Regions from separate parts of the Homo sapiens genome. Here region 1 is linked to region 2. A link is a contact called in ENCODE Hi-C data. All regions are on one chromosome and are shown on one strand. Each heading gives the region's core, a stretch centred on a gene start or an enhancer-like site at or near the end of the contact. The rest is flanking DNA. Distances are from core to core; before and after follow the strand shown.

The links. A loop is a pair of places that touch in the nucleus more often than their neighbours do. Pooled maps may share reads with other maps.
Region 1: a map of PC-3 shows a loop between it and region 2 (5-fold over the local background). The contact joins two enhancer-like sites. A Hi-C loop is called at or near these places in 6 of 168 maps with a recorded cell type or tissue (A673, IMR-90, PC-3 and 2 more), 2 of 37 single-sample maps with no recorded cell type and 8 of 50 pooled maps.

What each region holds. Positions count from the first base shown.
Region 1 is chr14:80,053,733-80,058,726 of GRCh38, reverse strand. No RefSeq gene overlaps it. Among named protein-coding and RNA genes, the nearest start is that of DIO2-AS1, 160 kb to the left of the region's middle. RefSeq lists a silencer at 2,207-2,501. Within about 2 kb of position 2,431, at least 2 of the 41 ENCODE cell types and tissues checked have a DNase peak (open chromatin) inside an H3K27ac peak, as active enhancers do; they include PC-3, where a contact is called at or near this core.
Region 2 is chr14:79,009,521-79,014,411 of GRCh38, reverse strand. The region is part of intron 15 of NRXN3 (neurexin 3); the gene reads right to left. Among named protein-coding and RNA genes, the nearest start is that of NRXN3-AS1, 64 kb to the left of the region's middle. Within about 2 kb of position 2,736, at least 4 of the 41 ENCODE cell types and tissues checked have a DNase peak (open chromatin) inside an H3K27ac peak, as active enhancers do; they include PC-3, where a contact is called at or near this core.

The DNA of each region.
Region 1 (4,994 bases), core at 1,182-3,681, 1.0 Mb before region 2:
GGTTCTTTTCCCATCTATAGCATCCTTTCCACTTAGCATCCATTATTTTCTAACTCACTCATAACTCTTTTATCTGCTTAACCTCAGACTTTCTCTCATTTTTTTCAAAATGCTAGTTGGTCTCTTGATTAGCCTTGGTTATGAAAAAGTCAGTGGTCATCTATGAGCAAGTCCCCAGCTGCAGGGGGAAAATTGTGGCAACGTATAGTTATCATTTTTTAATGTTTAGCAAGCACTTTTTAATAAAAAAGAAAACCCTGTTAAAATGTTTATTGTCTCTCAAAGAGACAATGCAATGGTTTTGCTTTTATTTCAGCATCACCTCCTCTGTAATTATACTTCTTTTTGCCTTTGGCAATGTGGCATAGTGGGCATGTATTTTGGAATTCTGTTCATCTGAATACAAATCCTGGTTTTGCTGCTTACTGGCTGTGTGACTTTATTGCACATCCTCCATCTCATGTTCCCTTGATTGGCAAGAATGGAGCTAATCCTATAAACCTTTCAGGTTTGTGGAGACAATGAAACAAGTTAAGGGAGTCAAGGTGTCCAACTAGTTTCATAGGGGTTAATCAATAAATGCTATTTTCCCTTCTTTCTTGCTGTCTTTAATCATGTTCTTCCCTCATCCTTGTATAATCTCCTTTTCTTCCTCATCGTCTTTCTTTATTAAAATCCAACTCATCATGCAAGTTCAATTCCATCTTCTGTGGATCCTTCCCTAAATGCCCTACAGTGATAATTACTTGAACTTTGTTTTGTGCTCCAACAACAAGTGGACTGAATTTCCATTTAGCCCATAGCGTGGAGTTAAATTGCTCAGGGCATCGGCTGAAAGAATCCAACTCAAGGTGCTTGGCAATGGTGCTATTGCATCATTTATATTAAACAGGCAATGAATGCAACCAAGCCTGAAAGAATCTCAGAAAATAAGTGTGAATTGATTTAAAAGTTCTTTTTCATGACTGAGATGTGATTCTTATTATGTAAGAGGTCAAGCAAGAAGCTGGTGATACCAATAACAGGGGTGACTTTGGTGCATTCATTTCAGCCATAAATTTATTAATCTTTAATGCTGGGTAATAAAGAGTTAAAAAAACTCATATATATGTATATGTAGAACTGGACTTTATGAGAAGCCCAGTTCTGGGACTCTTGCGGGTAGTATTGACAATATAGACCTTCTGTGTTATGTGTTATCTTTAGAATCTAATGTTATAAGATGTGTCTTCTTTGTATTTCATTCCTTCATATTTATCTCTTTTAAAAACCACATTGTAACCTCTTGAGGATCAGAATTATATTATACATGGAACATAAAACATGTATAATGAATATTTAGCAAAATTAAAATTGAAATTGGATGTATAGAAATAAAGCAATAGAGGAAGAAGTCAGAAATAAGTCACAAAGTTCTCTTCCTGAACAATAACAGCAAATCTTTATTAAGTGCTTTACATACACTGTTCTTTTAATTCTTAAAACTATGCTATTTGATGAAAACACTTATGACCTCCAATTTACAGAGGAAGAAACTAAGATTTAGAGAGAACTTAAGTAACTTGCCTGAGGTTACACTTAAGCAAGTGGCAAAGACATGATTCAAATGTAAATCTAAGGTTGAATCCAGAGTGAATGTGAATCCAGCTACCTTTCCTTCCAGAAGTTCTTTTTCCCTTTCTTCACCTTCCAGTCTAGTAGACTAGAGGATTCTTCCTGCACACTAACAGGCCAATCTGCAATAATTATTTTCTTTTACTGTTCATTAAAGTAAGTTAAATAATGTAGACATGGACCTACTGAAATTTGAAAGACAGCCTATATGAGGCACAATTGTTCTCTTCATTAAGGTTGGAAAAAGCATGTTGTCTGAAGGAATAAAGCATATCTGAAGATGTGCATAGGACCCTGCTTAGGTTTGTCTGCTGTTAGTCTCACTAAAGAGGGTTAGGGAAGAATCAACCAAGGTCTGATTTTGTTTCCTTTATGGATTTATGAAGATAACTCTTTTTTTAACTGCAAGATTGCCTTTATTTTCAACATTTTATGATTCACCTAGGTCAGCTTGATGCTGTGTTTGTGCTGATGGGGTAAAAACATGAAGATTTCAAGAACAAACGTTTTTGACAATGGCTTCTCTGGCAGAATTAACACAGTGTTCATTGCGCCCATAATGTCTAAATAGACATGTAGAATATGCCTTTGTGAAGGAGACCGACAGGGTGCTCCGCCCTGAGAAAGATGAGAGAGGGAAAGAGAGGACCAAGAGAACCTGGCTCCTTTGAAAACAACTTCTTAGAAGTTTTTGCCCAGGAAAATGTTGGCTTTGACTGCTCTCTAGTGGTGGGCAGTGTTCACTGTCAGCAATTCCTTCCACAGGAATCCCAAGCTGAAGGAAGAGACGGCAAAACTCAAGCTTTTGCTTGGACACCTAGAGCTGAGTTGCAAAGGAGCACACACACACACACACACACCCCAGGCCTGGGGGTGGAGGTAGAAGAGCAACTTTCACTGAGCAGGAAAATGATAATAGAGATAAGAAGATGAAGTCTTCTATGGAAGCTGGAGAAAGGTTTGAGAGGATGAAGAGTTCCATATTCGGAGCCATAGACCTCTCACGGCTGTGCTCACTTTCTTCTTTCCATAATGGTAGTTTCCAAAATTGGAGTTGTGCTGGCTCCAGAGTTTTAGCTGGTGCCTGAGAGCTGACTTCTTGAACAACTCTGCAGAGGATGAAGAAGAGGAAGGAGACATACTTCTTGCTTTCAGGTGCCGTCCCCTTTTCTGGAGGAATTATGTAGGTCTGTTTTATTTTTTTCTCTACCCTACATTACTCAACAAAAGAGGGGAGAGTACCGCCTTGGGAAGAGATGGAGAGAGCCTCTGTTGTCACTCGTCCAGTTTTCCCTAAATCATGTTTTATAGATGACTCAACTGATATTGTGAGCTTTATTTGCATTTAGGGAAAAGATAAGTAAAATCAGTTTTGGAGTTTTCATTTTGTTTTTGGTCCACAGTTAGCATACATCCTGTGTTTGTTTGTTCCTGCTTCTGCACCGATTTTCTATGAAAGCGTATATATTTACATTACCCCTTTAGGTCTCAATGACTACATCTATATAATGGTGGGGTCAGTGGTCAGAGGTTGAGAGGTGGTTGATGTTCTGGACTTCTTTTATCTCTGATATGCCCTGAATATTATGATTCACTGACTCATAGAAGAGAATCTAAGAAAATATCCTGGGTTATGTAAGAAACCATTTGAGTCCTGGCCAGCTAAGCAGCAGTTCACACAGAGAGAAATACTCAAAATAGAGATACCAGGCAAGTGACATATTGGTGACCAGAAGGCACTTCCTTTCAGAAGAGAAGGCAATCAGATCATAGCCTTGCACAGAATAAGGATTCCACAAAAAAATTCCCGTGGTTCCTCCATTTTCTTGATCCACTTTCTTTGTGTCTCTATATGTAAGGCAAAGTGGAGAATTAAAGCAATTATTTGGATAATTCAAGCAGAAAAAAACCTCACAACACCCACATATGCTGCAATTATCTAGACATTTCAGGCAGAAGTGAAGCTCAGAACCAAATTATCAGGATAGTGCTTCAATTCTTCTGAAAAACAGCAATGCTAATTGCATGACACATTCAATGTACTATCACAGAGGACTGATGAGAGAGCAAAATTCTTGCTTGACATGCCTAAAAAGAAGAGCATAGAGTAAAAATATTCCACATCAGTTAAAACTTGGTAGAGAAAAGACAAAGGTAGTGAAATGATTAGTGCTAAAATGGGTTTCAAAGTACAAAAGAAGGCGTTAATAAATACGTCCAGGGACATTGAACAACCAGGAGAAATCAAGGCTGCCAATCAGCAGGCGTAGACATGAAATTGAGGATGATTCTAAAATGGCTGAGACACTGAACTCATGCTTCGAATCTGCTTTTAACAGGAAAAATGAAGCAACAAATTTGGACTATTAGGATATAAACGTTGCCAAATAGCTATTGGCAAAAATCAGGTGAGGGAATAGAGAACTTGGAAAACTTGCATAATTATAAATCAGCTAGACAGGCACCTGAGATTATTAAGGAAATTGGAGGATATGTGGTACTTACTAAAGAGATCACACTTTCTTTTGGAAAAAAGAAATCATATAGCTGAAAAGGTAGTAGATATCCTTTAAAAAAATCCCACAAAGTCCTCTTCCTAAAAGATATATTATTATTTTTTGAAATAGCAGTCTTACAAATTTGAGGTTCAAGTAGTAAACAAAAGGTGGATAAAATACTATTTATTTAAATTTAAGTCATGGCTACCTTTATAACAATCATGGAAAAATATAAATACTTAATAACTATGATGATGATGATGGTGATGATGATGATGATGATAAGGAGAACAATAATCAGCAAAGCAAATAAAACAGAACATGAATGACCAGAATGTATTATAATTAAACATTAAAATCCACGAGGCCAATGACTTGCCAAACAATGCCAGAAGAAATTTACAATGTGATGTGATGGAAAGAACATATCGTTATTAGCTGTGTGACCCTGACCAATTTATTTAATCTCTCTATATCAGGCTTGTCCAACCTGCAGCCCACAGGCTCCATGCGGCCCAGGATGGCTTTGAATGAGGTGCAACACAAATTTATAAACTTTCTTAAAACATTATGAGAATTTTTAGTAATCTTTTTTTTTTTTTTTAGCTCATCAGCTACCTTTAGTGTTAGTGTATTTTATGTGTGGCCCAAGACAATTATTCTTCTTCTAATGTGGCAATGTGGCCCAGGGAAGCCAAAAGATTGGACACCCATGAACGATTCTGAAGCATGTAAGACAGAGAAGAGATGGGAAAGGTTATTTGAAGTCCTGGAAATCCCAGGAATCACTTTTAGTTTTAAGATTATTGGTACACAGATAAAATCTATTTAGAATCATAAAATATGAGGCTGAGAAGAACCTTAGATATTATTTAACACACT
Region 2 (4,891 bases), core at 1,487-3,986:
TGGAGTTAGAGGCTATTATGCTAAGTGAACTAACACAAGAAAAGAAAACCCAATACTGCATGTTCTCACTTAAAAAATGGGAGCTAAGCATTGAGTACATAGAGATACAAAGAAGGGAATGACAGGAACTATGGCTTTCTTGAGGGTGGAGGTTGGGAGGAGGGTGAGGATTGAAAAGCTATTGGGTACTATGTTTATTATCTGGCTAACAAAATAATCTGTATGCCAAATCCCTGTGACACGCAATTTACCTAAGTAAGAAACCTGCACATGTACCCCTGAACCTAAAATAAAAGTTTAAAAAAAGAGAGGTCCCACTGCTCCTTGCCATACAGAGGTTTTTTACTTCTCAGGCCACTTTAGTGAATGATGGTGCCAACCATCTTTGATTCTGACTAAGACTTCATACAAAGTCTTAGAGAAGAACCTTTGATTCAGTGTCCTTTGAGAAGTCCAGGTGTTGTAAACCCCATGACAGTAGGGAAGATTTTTGTTTTGTTTCCCATTTTATCTCTGTTGCCCAATACAGACAGCACTTACCATGCAACAGGAATTTTATAACTAGCTGATGAACAAACTCATAAATGAATCTTATATTTTGCCTAATATATCAGTAAAAATAATAGTTATGAATGAATGTGTGAAAACCAACATTCACTTTAGATCTATAAGCCACGTAAAGTGGCTACTTATAGATTGTCATGGGTCTGGTGATTAACAAAGTGTTGATTTCAAAAAATAGGCAAATTCTGTAAATATAATAATTACCTGAATTATTAAAGGGAAAGCAAAGTCAGTCTAATAAAGACCCTGACTTAGCATTTCATAATCAACAAGGTGACTGGTAAAATCTAATATGAAGAGAAATGCATTCAGGATTGCAAAGACAAAAGCTTCTCTGGGAGAAGTTAATAACCCCTGTGAGGGCATTGTCTACCCACAGAAAGTAAAGTGGGCTGTTACTGGGATATTGTTTTTGTTGTAGCAGGCACTGAAAACCAATATCATGTAAGTAGTTTTGGTGCACATAGAATGAGGCATAAAATTGGCCTGCTTTAAATCTTGCCACTCCAACAAAGAAAACCAGAGATAGATACACATAGAATAAATTCACAATGGTTACAGTCTAAGGTGTAAGTCATTATTATATTCATGCAGGAAAGACATTTTGACCTTCTGTAAGATAACATTTTAATGTGGGAAGAATTCACAAGCAGTGATGGGCTTTAAGCAATTCCAGAACCCTTTCTGAATTGCTGGAATTTCACTTACATATACTTAGTAAATGAATTTCATACAGGCAAAGCTGAAAAGTCCCATAGCTAAATCTGTACCACCATGCCTCCTACTTCATACATACACATACACCATGTGTTTCGCTACCACCTTCAAATACAGCAAGTCAGGCAGAGAATGCAGGACTCAGAGTTAGTGTCAAAAAACATTACTATAAATTTCTGCTTGCAAAATGCTGAAGAAAATATGCTTAGCAGGGTTAAATGAGTATGGTAGCAGAACTAAACCCTTCCAAGGCCTCTCTGTCCACGGTTTGATGGGGGGAAATGTTGAAAGTGACAAGCAATCCTTAATTATACCAAGGATCTCATCTGCTATTGTATAATCACTTCCTCGGTCGCATGGAAAGCTCCAGAAGGAAAGTCAAGACTTAAAATTCCCACAAGGAAAGACCATGATAGATGGTCAGTCTGCACAGATTCTGGATCCAGATGGTCTTCTGGGGAAACACACCTGTGTCTTCTGGAAAGTGGAAGTGAATGGCATGCCTTCTTAGAGGGTTACGTGGGGAGCAAGTGACAGCCTTCTTCAAAGTCTCTCCTATACCTTCTAGAAAATAGATCATGCTCAATTTAGTACTCAAAGTCCCTGATTCTGGCTTCTACCTATGGCCCCAATTTCCCACTCTTTCCACATATGCATTATTATGCTCTAGATTACTGGACTTCTGCAATTCTCCATAATCACCATGGGCCTAAAGCTTTTCTACATTCTACTATTTCTGCCTCTTTCCTTTCCTCTCTTCTCAGTCTAGTCATTCTTCTAGACTCATTTTACCTTTGTCTTATTAGCTGTTCCATCTTAAATGTCCACTTAATGTTCTTCCAGGCCACCCCACTCACTTCAGTAATCTGTGCCAACGTGACCTTGGATACACTATCTTTCAGCCATCTCTTAATCTTTGTCTGTAGGCTCCTTAAGGGATTTAATATATGTTTCACATCACCCTGCACCTGCTCAGCACATAGTAGGTATTCAGAAGTAGGTATAAATAAATATTATTTCATGGAAAAGCCATTTAGTGAATTTTTCTATCACTTACTACTATCTCAGGTTATAATTTTAGAAAATTCCTTCTTGATGACAGGAATGTCTTCACAACAGTCAACAAATAAAATTCTTGCATGGTAATGGAATGAGTCAAATCAGTGTACATTTGTAGAATGACTGATCAGTTTTATTGAATTTGGAATAATGTTATTTATTCTCCCATCGAACTGCTTCCTTATGACCCCAGTCCTCTTTGATGTAAACATGTTTAAAACATTGTTCCTTATTGTTTTTGTCCACACTGATGTTAAGGTGTTAAGAAAATGACATGTTGGGCTGTGTATACATTCCGGGGCGATCTCATAGCCAGTGTGCTTAATATGAACACCCAAATGACATGGTTTTAGTCACTTCCTATGACTTGCCCCGCTCTGTAGGAGGAAAGACTGTTGTAAGTGTAGCCTGTGGAGACATGCTGAGAAGATAACTCACTAGTTCCATTTATTGATGCTTTTTTCCAAAATAAGTGAATACAGTTTATTGCAAGAAGGTTGAAAAAGGAGTGTCCAAAATTTTCAAATAAGTTTAATTATCTTTGTTATCAACATGGATAATGATAGAGAAAACCCAAACTGAACAAACTCAACTGACATAGTCCTCTTAATCAGTCTTGAATTGTTTTTTTTTTTTTTTTTTCCTGGACCAACATCTAGGTATGGGGTGGGGTTGGGGGGAGGTGGGTTGGGGGGAGGTGGGGGGGCGGGGAAATCCAGCCCATTAAAAGGAACCTGTGAGACCAAAGCGCCACCTAGTGGGCAAAATAGAAAACAATCACTTTTACACCAGATCTTTTTAAACTCAACAGACAAATGTTTGCTTGGATCTCCAGTCTCTCAGTGTCTAGTGAATTTACAAACTCCCCTTTTAAATTTATGCTAAAAATTAATTTCAGACGTACAAAGAAAGAACAAACAACAACTCCTTTTATTATCCTCCAAACCTGTTAATACAAACACTTGAGACCTCTACGTAAATAGAGACGTGTGGGTTGCGCACCATCTGGGTGCAATGCTGTTTGCCAAGTATCCTCTTATAGTAACTAGCATCGCCATGACTAGAGTTCCTGACCATCTAGACGTTCTCTGGACTTTGTCTAATCCCTCTCTGGGAAGATGGTATGGTCACAATTCTTTTTTTGTGCCACAGCATAAGGAAAGATAATATGGCAGAAAGGTCAAGGGGATGGGCTTCTAACAGACAAACCTGGATGTGAATTCCAGCTTCCTACTTCCTCGCTTTGTGGTGTGTGGGCCAGTTACCTCAATTCTTACATTCCAGTTTCCTTCACTGTTATTAAAGGGGCAATAATATCTACTTGTTTGGGTAATGATAATAGCTGCATAAAGATTGATATAAAAATCAAACCACAGAATATAAACAACCCATCATTGTAGCTAAAATTAGAAAATATTCCATAAGCATTTCTTATAAATTTTGTTATTATACTTATTCTCTTTAATGTCTAACTGTGTCAATAAAGGCAGAACAAAATCCATGAAATAGAATTCCACTAGGATCGATATACCCTCCTCTTTTGGGTTGTGAAATTCTTTAGTCACCTGATATATTTCAGTGAAAAACCTTTCAGATTTTGTTATCAGCCTAGGTATGAGTTACACTCATATGGATGCTGGATTAATTCCTGCAAGGATATTATGTATGATATGCAGATAGATATAGCCCAAATGATGGTTAGTTGGGTGGGTAGGTGGGTAGACTGGTGGTTGGATGGTTGGTTTATGGCACAAAACCCACCCCTGAGCTAACATAGAAAGAGATGGCAATTATATACTCAAGTCACTGTACCAAAATCTACAGTGATGTGCTTCCTGAATTTCATTTTCTCTAATTGGATTTAGAGACTACCTTGGACCAATCAAGCAATCTACTACAACATAGGCTAAAAAATGAAATATTTAAATGGATCCAGCTAAATGAAGTATTGAAGGAGCTGATATAAATTCTGAAGTCTTATTTTTTGTTTTCTAAATTGCCTAATACTGATAATAGTTGTTCAATGATATGTATGTATCAGAGCCCTTATTCTTTCATTATACAAGCATAAGGAATCTATGTATTTGAATTAGAGGAAGAAAAGCATATTCTCTATATTCTTCAAAAGAAAAGGTGACAACACAGGAATACCTTATAGTCCCACAGTATTTGCTGAATTATTTCGTGATCTTGCAAAAGAAGCCTTTATTTTACTCCAAGGCTGAAGGAAGTGGACCAACCACAGGCATTTGTAACCGAGAGAGATGGTTGAACTGGTCACCTGTCTGCAGAAATTATTCATAGAGGAGAAAATGGGCAACAGAGACTGAAGGATTCTTATTTTTTAAAATAACTCAAACTACCCTTTTCTGTTTATAAGACGGGTTTCAATCACAGCAGCCAAAAATGGGAAAAAGGACAGAATTTTACCACAGTTCTCACTGGAAATGGATGATATGAAATACCCCTGTCTGATTATGATGGATGATCCTTGCTCTGTATATTCTGGAAAATGAGAAAACTCCCCCACAGCACCTCCCTATAGACTTGA